Linked DNA regions of Homo sapiens: region 1 is linked to region 2. The links are chromatin contacts, found by Hi-C or POLR2A ChIA-PET in ENCODE. All regions are on one chromosome and are shown on one strand. Each heading gives the region's core, a stretch centred on a gene start or an enhancer-like site at or near the end of the contact. The rest is flanking DNA. Distances are from core to core; before and after follow the strand shown.

The links. A loop is a pair of places that touch in the nucleus more often than their neighbours do. ChIA-PET counts read pairs that join two places held with the same protein, here RNA polymerase II (POLR2A).
Region 1: a map of Panc1 shows a loop between it and region 2 (3-fold over the local background). The contact joins two enhancer-like sites. A Hi-C loop is called at or near these places in 1 of 168 maps with a recorded cell type or tissue (Panc1). POLR2A ChIA-PET finds 5 or more read pairs at or near these places in 2 of 52 experiments (K562 and MCF 10A).

What each region holds. Positions count from the first base shown.
Region 1 is chr7:42,188,430-42,193,267 of GRCh38, forward strand. The region is part of intron 2 of GLI3 (GLI family zinc finger 3); the gene reads right to left. Among named protein-coding and RNA genes, the nearest start is that of GLI3, 46 kb to the right of the region's middle. RefSeq lists an enhancer at 4,573-4,838. Within about 2 kb of position 1,267, at least 2 of the 41 ENCODE cell types and tissues checked have a DNase peak (open chromatin) inside an H3K27ac peak, as active enhancers do.
Region 2 is chr7:41,973,169-41,978,485 of GRCh38, forward strand. GLI3 (GLI family zinc finger 3) reads right to left here. Exons shown (of 15, transcript NM_000168.6): 12 at 4,390-4,554. Among named protein-coding and RNA genes, the nearest start is that of GLI3, 260 kb to the right of the region's middle. Within about 2 kb of position 4,068, at least 4 of the 41 ENCODE cell types and tissues checked have a DNase peak (open chromatin) inside an H3K27ac peak, as active enhancers do.

The DNA.
Region 1 (4,838 bases), core at 17-2,516, 210 kb after region 2:
ATCCAGCAATTCTACTTTAAGGAATTTATAAAAATAATCAGAGATAGGAACAAAAAATCAGCTACAAGGATAACCACCACCTGCTTTTATATCAGTAAAAAGAAAAGTAAAACATGAACACACCACAGAGATTATAGCAGCTTTATTCATAATTGCCAAAACTTGGAAACAACCAAGATGTCCTTCAGTCGGTAATAAATAAATACATCCAGACACTGGAATATTACTCAGTGCTGAAATGAAATGAGCTATCAAGTCATGAAAAGACATGGAGGAAACTTATATCACTAAGTGAAAGAAGGCAGTATAAAAAGTCTATGTACTATATGATTCCAAATATATGGCACTCTGGAAAACGCAAAACTGTGGAGATCACTGTTTGCTAGGGGTGGTAGGAATGGATGAGTGAAGAAAGGGAAGAACTGGTAGAGCACAGGGGATTTTGAAGGCAATAAAACTACTCTGTATAATACTATAATGGCAGATACACATCACTATCCATTTGTCCAAACCCACAGAATGAATGGACAACACCAAGAGTGTCCCCTAAAGTAATCTATGGACTTTGGGTGATAATGCGATGTCCATGTTGGTTCACCAGTTGTAACCAATGTACCTCTCTGGTGGAGGATGTTGACAGTGGGGGAGGTTGTGGCTGTGTGGGGGCAGGAAGGCATATAAGAAATGTCTGTATCTTCCACACAATTTTGCTATGGACCCAGTACCACTCTAAAAAATAGTCTATTTTTTAAAAAGAATGCCTTAAATAAGCAACAATAAAGGACTAATAAAATAAACTATAATCCAGCCAATCAATGGGATGTTTAGAAAAGAACAAACTTAGAACAATCATCAATCAAGAGAGAACATGCAACGTACAAAAATCCTAAACACATTCACACAACAGGGAGATGGTTGTAGAAAGTCACCCTATTTAAAAACAAGATAGAAACAGATATTAAACCACTAAGGTGAATGACTTCATCAATAGTTAGCATTTCAGAACTCCTTCCTGTATTGAGTACTAATCATACCCTTATAAAAGCAAGGAGTCTTTTGTTCTCCATTTTTAAAAGCTAATCAGGAAAAGCTGTAATCAGCCAAAATCAAAATAAAACTATCAGTGGAAGAAATAAAATATGGAAGGTTCAGATACTCTAACATGTATCTTCAAGCATGTAAAAGATTACTAAGAACACCCACTTTGTACTCTGATGGCTTTGAAGAATAAAGGGGAGGAAACAGGCTCAAAACACAGCAAGTAAGACCTGATGACACAGAAGTGAGAATGTTCTTACCAAAACTTGACAGAGTGCTGGAGTAAATTAGCAAGGATAGCAGGAGTCTCTCTTCCTCTCTGCTGATTATTAACAACAGGATGAATCATTTCCTTTCTTGGATTATAAGAAGCAAGTCTGAATCAATTACTCTTGAAGTATTTTCAAAATCTATCATCATCTAATATTATACCAAGATAGATTCGGATATATCCTATAATGAACATTCATGCCCAAGCAACACATATATGTGTGCATGGGCTCAACACACACACACACACACACACACACACACACACACACACACACACAGAGAACTATATTTTGCAATTACATAGGGAAAATGTTTAAAGGTATTAACATTTGCAAATAATATTACCAACAGTCATTTTATGCAGTAACAAAGTCAGCGGCATGAATATCATCTTACTGTCAAAAAAAAAAAAACAGTATATGGAATCATTTTTACAAGTTGAAAAAGGTAAGAAGTGAAAATAACAACAATGGCAAAAATAAGTTATGATCTGGAAAAAATGAAAACCATTAGAATTTATAAATATATCCCGAAGCAGGCTGTTTAGAGGATGGGGAACACAACAAACTAAAACACCACGGGCAAATCCACCCAAGATTAGAAAGACAGACAATACAAGCACAAACTGAAAATGGGGTGTAAACATAGACAGGAAAGAGTTGTTTGCTTTTTAAAAAAGTGTATTTCAAAATTCTATGCAATTAAATTTTAAAATCCTGATTAAATATAAGTGACCAGAATTGACTTAAGAACATATGAAAGACTCAATAACAATGGAAGAAACTGAAATAGCTCTTCAAAATTATTTCCAATAAAGGCTCCAGACTCAGACCCTGGTAGCGTTGTGTGTGAGTTTATTCAAACACTCAAGGGGCAGATGGTTTCATGTTGTGAAAACTTTTCTAGATTAAGACATATGGAAAAAATTGCAATACATTTTGAAAACAAATGCAATCTCAATACCAAATCTAGTATTGTGAGGACAAAAAAGAAAAACTAAAAGTCAAAACTATGTATGGACACACAGCAAAAATACTAAGATACTAAATACAATACTAGCATATCAAGTTATACCAAAGTCTAGAATCAAATAGACCTTATACCAGAAAACATGATTAGAAATATTATGAAAAAACATACAAAGATCATCAATAGGTCAAAGGAGAAAAATTATATATCATAAAAGCAAGAGATGATAAAAAGTAATTGATAAAATTTAATACTTTTTTTAAAAAAAAGAATGAAACCCAAACTAGAAAGACATTTCCTTAACCTGATAAAAAAAATAATATTAAAGTAACAGCCAAGATAGTTATGGTCATTATTAATCACTATTATCCAGGAAGTTGAAGCCAGTTCAATGTTACATAAAACAGAAATACACTATACAGCAACTGAAAGGAAAATAAAAATATTATTATTGGCAGATAGTATTATAGACTAATCTGGAAAGCACAGAAGATGTAACAGAAAAACGATAAGACAAATAAAACATTTAGTATAGCCATAAAGTTGAAAATAAACATGCAGAAATCCATAGCTTTTCTGTTCACCAGCAATTACCAGTCAATAAAAATAGATAATAATAGCCGGCCGTGGTGGCTCTCGCCTATAATCCCAGGCAAGGATTCATTCAATGAATCCATTGATCCATTGAATTCATTGATTCATCCTTTGGGAGGCGGGCAGATAACCTGAGGTTGGGAGTTCAAGGCCAGCCTGACCAACATGGAGAAGCCCCATCTCTACTAAAAATACAAAATTAGCTGGGCATGTTGGTGCATGCCTGTAATCCCAGCTACTCGGGACGCTGAGGCAGGAGAATCGCTTGAACTCGGGAGGCAGACGTTGCGGTGCCGAGATCACACCACTGCACTCCAGCCTGGGCAACAAGAGCGAAACTCCGTTTCAAAAAATATATATATATATATATAATATTTTTTGAACACATACTAACTGCCAGAAACAGTGTTAAGCCCTTAACATATTAACTCACTTACTTTTCACAATAACCCTATGAAGTAGATACCATTACTGTCCACCTTTTAAAGGTGAGAAAACCAAGACTTGGAAGAATTAAATATCCTGCCCGAAGTCTCACTGGTAGCCACAACAGAACCAGTAGTAGGTTCTGGCAGTGTGAATGCAGAGTCCTCATGAGAATCCATTTTACCATACTGCTCCCAATTAAGCCAAAAGGTCATACAAGCTAAACTGCCAAGAATAAACCAAACAATAGCCAAGAAAGACATGCGACCCATGCAAAAACATGAAAAAATTTAAACTTCTACAATCACAGAAAAAAAAAATCCTATTTGAACAGAGACATGTCATATTTCACAATAGGAAAATTGTACCTTATAAAAATGTCAATCCCCTTGAAAAATAATAGATTTAACACAATTCCAATCGCAATCTATAGAGATAGCATTTATTTTTGTTGATGCTGTGTTTTGCTTGGAGTGAGGCGGAGTTTAATGAGGTGACTCTAAAGTTCATCTAGTAAAAATGTGAGTAGCCAGCCAAGAAATTGCAATCATAGATACAAAAATGTCCTCTAAGATGCTAGTCACTGGAATCTCCACACTTGGGTCCATGCAGCATCTCTTCCTGACCATCAGCTTCCTAACAGAGTTCTGCCTACACCTTTGGTGGCTCCTTAGTTTTAAGAAAAATAAAATACGTAAGAACCAACAAAACCTGAGACAAGGTATAGATAAAGACAAAAGAAAAGATGCTAAAATTTAAAACAGCTCATGTATTAAAGTGATGAAATTATATTTGACATCTACTCTTTGGCCTTCAAACTTTCTTTAACAAGTCCTTATCATAAAAAGTCTAACAAAACAAAAAAGAACCAAAGAGAGATGGGGGCGCTGGAAAGAGGATGATAAATGTGAAAAACAAACTCTAATTTTACAACATTCTTTCTTCTGTTGAAAATGTTTAATCTGGAAAATCAAGGTTCAGGAATCATTCTGCAGCTGTGTTAAAACAGGAGGGGAAGGCCTCCTAATCTCTGCTTAAGCATACCTTGGGGTCCACTTCAGGGCCACCCCCTTAGAGCACCACCTTGAATTCGTGCCTTTGGCAGTCCCTTCTCTACCACTTAGCACCAAATTATCTAGCATCTTGTCCTCTAATTACGTGCAAACAGGCAACGAGAACCAGCAGGACCTGAGGCCAGCCTGTCTCCAGCCTTGCACAGACCACAGGCCCCAGGGGCCCAGCACCCAGAAAGACTTGATGATTAAGAGACTGCAATCCAGGGCTTTGATGGCCCCAGCAAGTTTAGGGTTTCAAAAAAGGGGGGAAACGACCACATCAAAAAGGTGACGATTTTTTGACTCAGCTCCAGAGTTTTTAAATATTATGTTTCTAAATAAAGTAAATGGATACTCTAGAGAAACAGCTCAAGGAAGGTCACAGAGAGGCACAACTACTTGAGACTTGATAAATCAAATAAACAATGAAGCTGAGCAAAGGAAAGCCGAGAGCACATTACAGACCCTCTTGCCTTTTTGTTT
Region 2 (5,317 bases), core at 2,818-5,317:
CTCCCATGTTAGATGACACTAAAATGTGCTCCTTTGGGTAGCATTACAAGTGTGGGGATGTTCAGGGCTCAAAATAGCCAGAACCTTTCTGCTCTTTGAAGTTGGAAAGCCCTGTTACAGACTGTCCATGAATCCTCATCATAAACTGCAGAGGGCTGACGGATGTTCTGGGGACCAGGATTTCTGGTCTGTTTTCTTCTCCTCAGTGAATTTATAACTAAGGTCTATAAATTATTTCATGCTAATTTCATTTTCTATGTGGGTCAGTGATCAAGCCTAAGGATACAGTCATAAAAAATTATGCGGATGCTTATATAAGCGGATTATTTTCTGAAATCACAGAACTGCTGACCTTTGGCTCATGACCAACATCGGATTTGTGAGTTTGTTCACTTGGCTTAAAATATAATATACGCAAGAATGCTTTCATGAATATATATTTATATCTATGTATAGCAGAGGATGAGCTTTTACGTAAGCAAGCGTCATGAAAAGCAGGATTACTATAATGTACCTATTATATTTAAAAGGATGCCGTGTCTTGTAGAATGTATGTCTAAAAGATGCTTTTTCACTAAAAGCCCAAGAACAGACTGAGTGCTACCTAAAATGCTGAAATGTCCTAATGCAGTGAAGCAAAGATCCTGAAACTGAGAGGTTTCACCTCCAAACCTGAGACTCCTTTGGGCAGAATTGATTCCCATTAACTATGAATTACATCTATTCAGGAGCTTGTGTGATTTGCAGCATATATATATATAATAAGATGAGCACATCAAATTCTATGCATTAGGGACAAAAGACTGGCTCTGATAATTAGTGCCATTACCTTACAGTGTTCTGACACAGGCCCTATGCTTGCTCACAGCATTCCTGTGACAGGTTGTTCCATCAACAGGCAGACTGGGATATATGGGGCAGAGGTATGGAGACCAGAAGGAGAGAGGGAGCACAAAGCCTGCATGTTTGGAGAGCTACTCTTCCTGTAAATATATGGATGTACATTATGGGTTAGCTTAGAACCAAGGACGCAGCCAATATGTAATGAGATACAAATGTGTCGGCTCCTGCACTTCCAGAAACAACAGCCCATACAGGTGCACCTGTGCCCGTGTGCCCTTGTGTGTGAACATACACATTATCTACCCACAAAAATTCACAAATTCACAAGAATACAGGTTCAGGAAATGTATACCTCACAACAACATAACATAAACAAAATATATTAACCCTTCACACAACTTTTGCCCACAAATTTTGTTGTGATCAGTGACTGAAATAAAATATAATTAGAGACTAAGAAAAATGTTCTCAGACTTACTGAAGTGCAAGATTCTGCAAGCACAAAGTTGCATACAACAAAATTTAATCATAAGGAATACAAAATCTGATAGGAAAAATAAGAAGATGCAATGATCTGTAATATAAAGTGTGAAAGCTATGTAAGGATATAGACAGAGGAGGGATCATTTTTCAGCTAGGATAATCATGGGAGGCATCAGTTATTAAGATTCTATATCTGGGCTTAATGCCCAGCTCACGGGATTATCAGTAAGTGCTAAATTAGATCATGTACATGAAGTGCTTACCAGGATGCATGGAACATAGTAAGCACTCAATATACAGAGCTTTTATTAGGAGTCATTTTACTTGGGATGCCAAAAAGAAGTGTCCTCAGCAAAGGTCCAGTGGCAGAACCACTTCATGCACCTAAGCATGGCAGTGCACAGCACCAGCTTCTGGAAGGTTTCATTCATGGTCATGATAGTGAGAGGTCAGGACTAGAGGGATGAGCTTGGGCCCTGTGAGAACTGACACTTACACAACCTTAGGGAGTCTCAAGTCTCCCTATAGGAAAGAGGGAGCCATTGCAGCTTTCTAGAGAGGGAGGTTCAACCGAATCAGAGCTCAGGAAACTTGTTTAGCGGTATCTTTGGGGGAAAAATGAGCTGTCTGATCTGGAGTAAGAAGTCCTGTCAGAGCTACGGTCAGTCTAGCAGCCCTAAATGAGCAGGACAGCCAGAGGAACAGAGAAGTGCCAGCAATTACTCCCTTCCCATTACAGTCCATTATTTTCTTGGCCACACTTAGAACAGCAAAGGGCTTGGCACATAAATAGCTTTAAGTATTTGTTCAATGAATAAATGAAGTTGCAAATAAGAGAGGAAATAAATGAAGGCAAATCACTTGATTCATCTAGGATTGTGAAATTGCACAAATCTGGATTTCCTGGACAAACTTAGTTTTGATGCGTCTGAAAATGTCCATCAGTCACACACAGGGCCAAAGTCTTGCATATAGAAGAGAGAAGTATAATTTGTTTGTAAATATGTCTGTGGGTAGAATTTTAATTATGTATTTATGATAAAAGTTAGTAATTTAAGTAAATTGCTCAAGTGTGGTCAATGACATTACTACCCAAGATATCCTTATCTTTTAATCTTATAACAAACACTCAACTCTCACACAACATTGCACTTTTTACCTTGGAGAAGAACACAAGCTCAACTACACCACAATTAAAGCAAACAGACATGTACAAATATTTTAGGTCCATAAAAAGACAAAAAAGCTTGGTAATTGTCTTTATATGTGTGCATTCTGATCCTAACATACCCTCTGTCCAAACTTCTCCATGATAATAGGAGACAGCATTGGCCTAACATCTATAGGAATGAATGCCCCCTAAATTTCTAGTCAAAATTACACTTAAATCTATGAAATATATGAAATACATTCTGTTAAGTCAAAACCCCTTAAAATTTTAAATTGAAATATAATTCACATGCCATAAAAATAATCCCTTTAAATTGCACAATTCAGTGGCATTAGTACATTCTAGACATTGTGTAATCATCACCATTACCTAATTCCAGAATATCTTCACCACCCCAACAAAAAAACCTTGTATCCATTAGCAGTCATCACTATTCCCTCTCCCCTCTGCTTTTGGCAACCACTGATCTACTTTCTATCTCTATGTATCTATCTATTCTAGACTCCCTAAAATTTTGTACAAAACAAGTGTAATAGATTATATTCCAGCTACTGCATACTGTAAAAGCATTTTTACATTAAAAATGGAGATGTGGCATCTTTAAAATGTCTTCAAACAGTTAGAAAATGAGATTCCGAATAACTCCAGTTTCCATGACCTTTTCACACAGAAAGTTGGTATATATATGAACTTACATGTGTGAGTTTATGAGTGAGTGTGCTTTTTACAGAGTGCAGTTAATCCCTTTAGAGATGTTTTTGCTCTGTCAGTTTCAGCTGAAGAAAACATGGTGAGAACCATCTTTGCCACCTTAAAGCCAAAAGTCCACTGAGCAGAATGGCTCACTTTGTTTCTATCAAGATTCTCTCTGCCCAGCTCTCTGTCTGAAAGATCATGAATGTGTTTGACCTGCACTGGTGAGATGAAATGACAGCCACTCCAGGGTCTCATGTGTGCACGATGTTCCTTCTCTAACACATTTCAAGCAAACTGATGACACGCTGTGGTGCTGAACTATGTCTCATGTTAACAAATTCTGGTTAGCTATCCTATTTCCACTCAAAATGTGGGGAGTCCTTTTGTTAATCTCTCAATACATTCAAGAGAAGATTTCACAGACAAGCCAGAATTTGAGCTAGACCTCCAAGGCCAAATTGGAAGTCTGTAGGAAGATGTTCACTAAAATGTAAGCAATGAATTTGGAATAATTTTTATTCTTATGCCTCTCTACAATTTAGGGGGGATCGCTACCTAAAAATAACAGTAACACAACAGGAATCACCCTGAAGCTTTACTCAATATGTTTTCTTAAGTAACTGCCTAGAAAGTATTCTGGGTTTCTGAGACCATTTTCCAAGATCCTTTGGAATTTAGAATGTCTGAAAATTGCATTTAGCCAAGGCTGGTTGCTCTGTAAAAATCTTTTTTGATATAATACCATTTGAAGATACCACTTGGAGGAAGCAAATAAAAGTGGATGACTTAGCAGGAAGCTGTCAGCTGTCAACATGCTACTTCTTAATATATCCTTGGGGCTTATGGGGTCATCCTTTGCATGGATTCCTGCTATTTTGGGCAGCGTGACTGGCTCAGATTCCAAGTCAAATGCTCCCACTGTTTGACCAGTAGGTGGCAGTTCAAAACAACATGAAACTAGTAAGTTCGCAGGGGTTTTAAGAAGTTTCCTCCTCATCTCTTATTATTCTCCAAATAAGATCCAGTTTCCAGTCCCACCTAGGAAGCTCAAGCCTTCACCTGCAGGGGCAGAGCCCCTCATGCTGGGAATGGCCAAGGGGAAAACAAAACAGAACACACTGCGCCTTCCCATGTGCCTTCCCCGGGATAGTTCTTTGTTTCCTTATGCAAGCTCCATGCCCACTGAGGATGCTTACCTCATTGGAATGCGTTCTGTTTTGGTGTTTGGCGCGATCAGAGGCATTTGAGAAAGCCTTGTTGCAACCTTCGTGCTCACAGACGTATGGTTTCTCTCCAGTGTGAGATCTCAAGTGTGTTTTCAAGTTTTCTAGTCTCGAGTAGGCCTTTGTGCAACCTTCAAACTGAGGACAACAGGTAAATCTGGATTACTCTGCACAATGGCAACAGCAGCTTATGCCTAACACGCCCTCCAAGTTGATGAAAAACTGATGTTTCAAGGGTCAGCAGCTTTTCAAAACCCAGGAACAAAAAGTCCACTAAACTCTGCATTTATTGGGATTCAGATGTAGCTTGGTGTAGTTCCAGATAAAGAGTTTTCAGTGCCAGTAAAAGTCCTGAAGTTTTTTTTTTTAATAGACCGCTCAATGTGGACAATGGGTTTCATTATCTGCTCATTGATCTCCTCAAATTCCCACTGATTTCAGATTCAGCACAAAGTTCATTAATATAGCTTTGTGTCCATACAAAGACATGGAATTTGATCATGTTTGTAAAGGGCCTTTAAGATGTAAAGTACCAGGGCTCAGCGTGCCCAGTGCGCCTCGTGGGCACCTCAGTGAAGAATGCACAACCTTGCGGCACCCCCTTCCCATTCCATACGCCTATGCCTGAGGACTCACTAGGAAAGGAAGGGAAAACTTTAAAACCTCGTATAGGGATTAGCTGTTTTAAAAGTCAACTTCAACTCTGTAAGTTGGAAGCTGGCACTTCCCTTTGCCTTCCAAGCCCCGTGGTACCATAAGCTGTTGGGCTGCGGCCAGCAGGGTGGCCCGCTATTCATTCCCAGTGCCAGCCACCACTGCCCCCTTGCCACTGTGCAGAGCTGCGCTGTCCAACTCAGTCACTCAAACACCGAGGCATTTATCACCAGACAATACTCTAGTC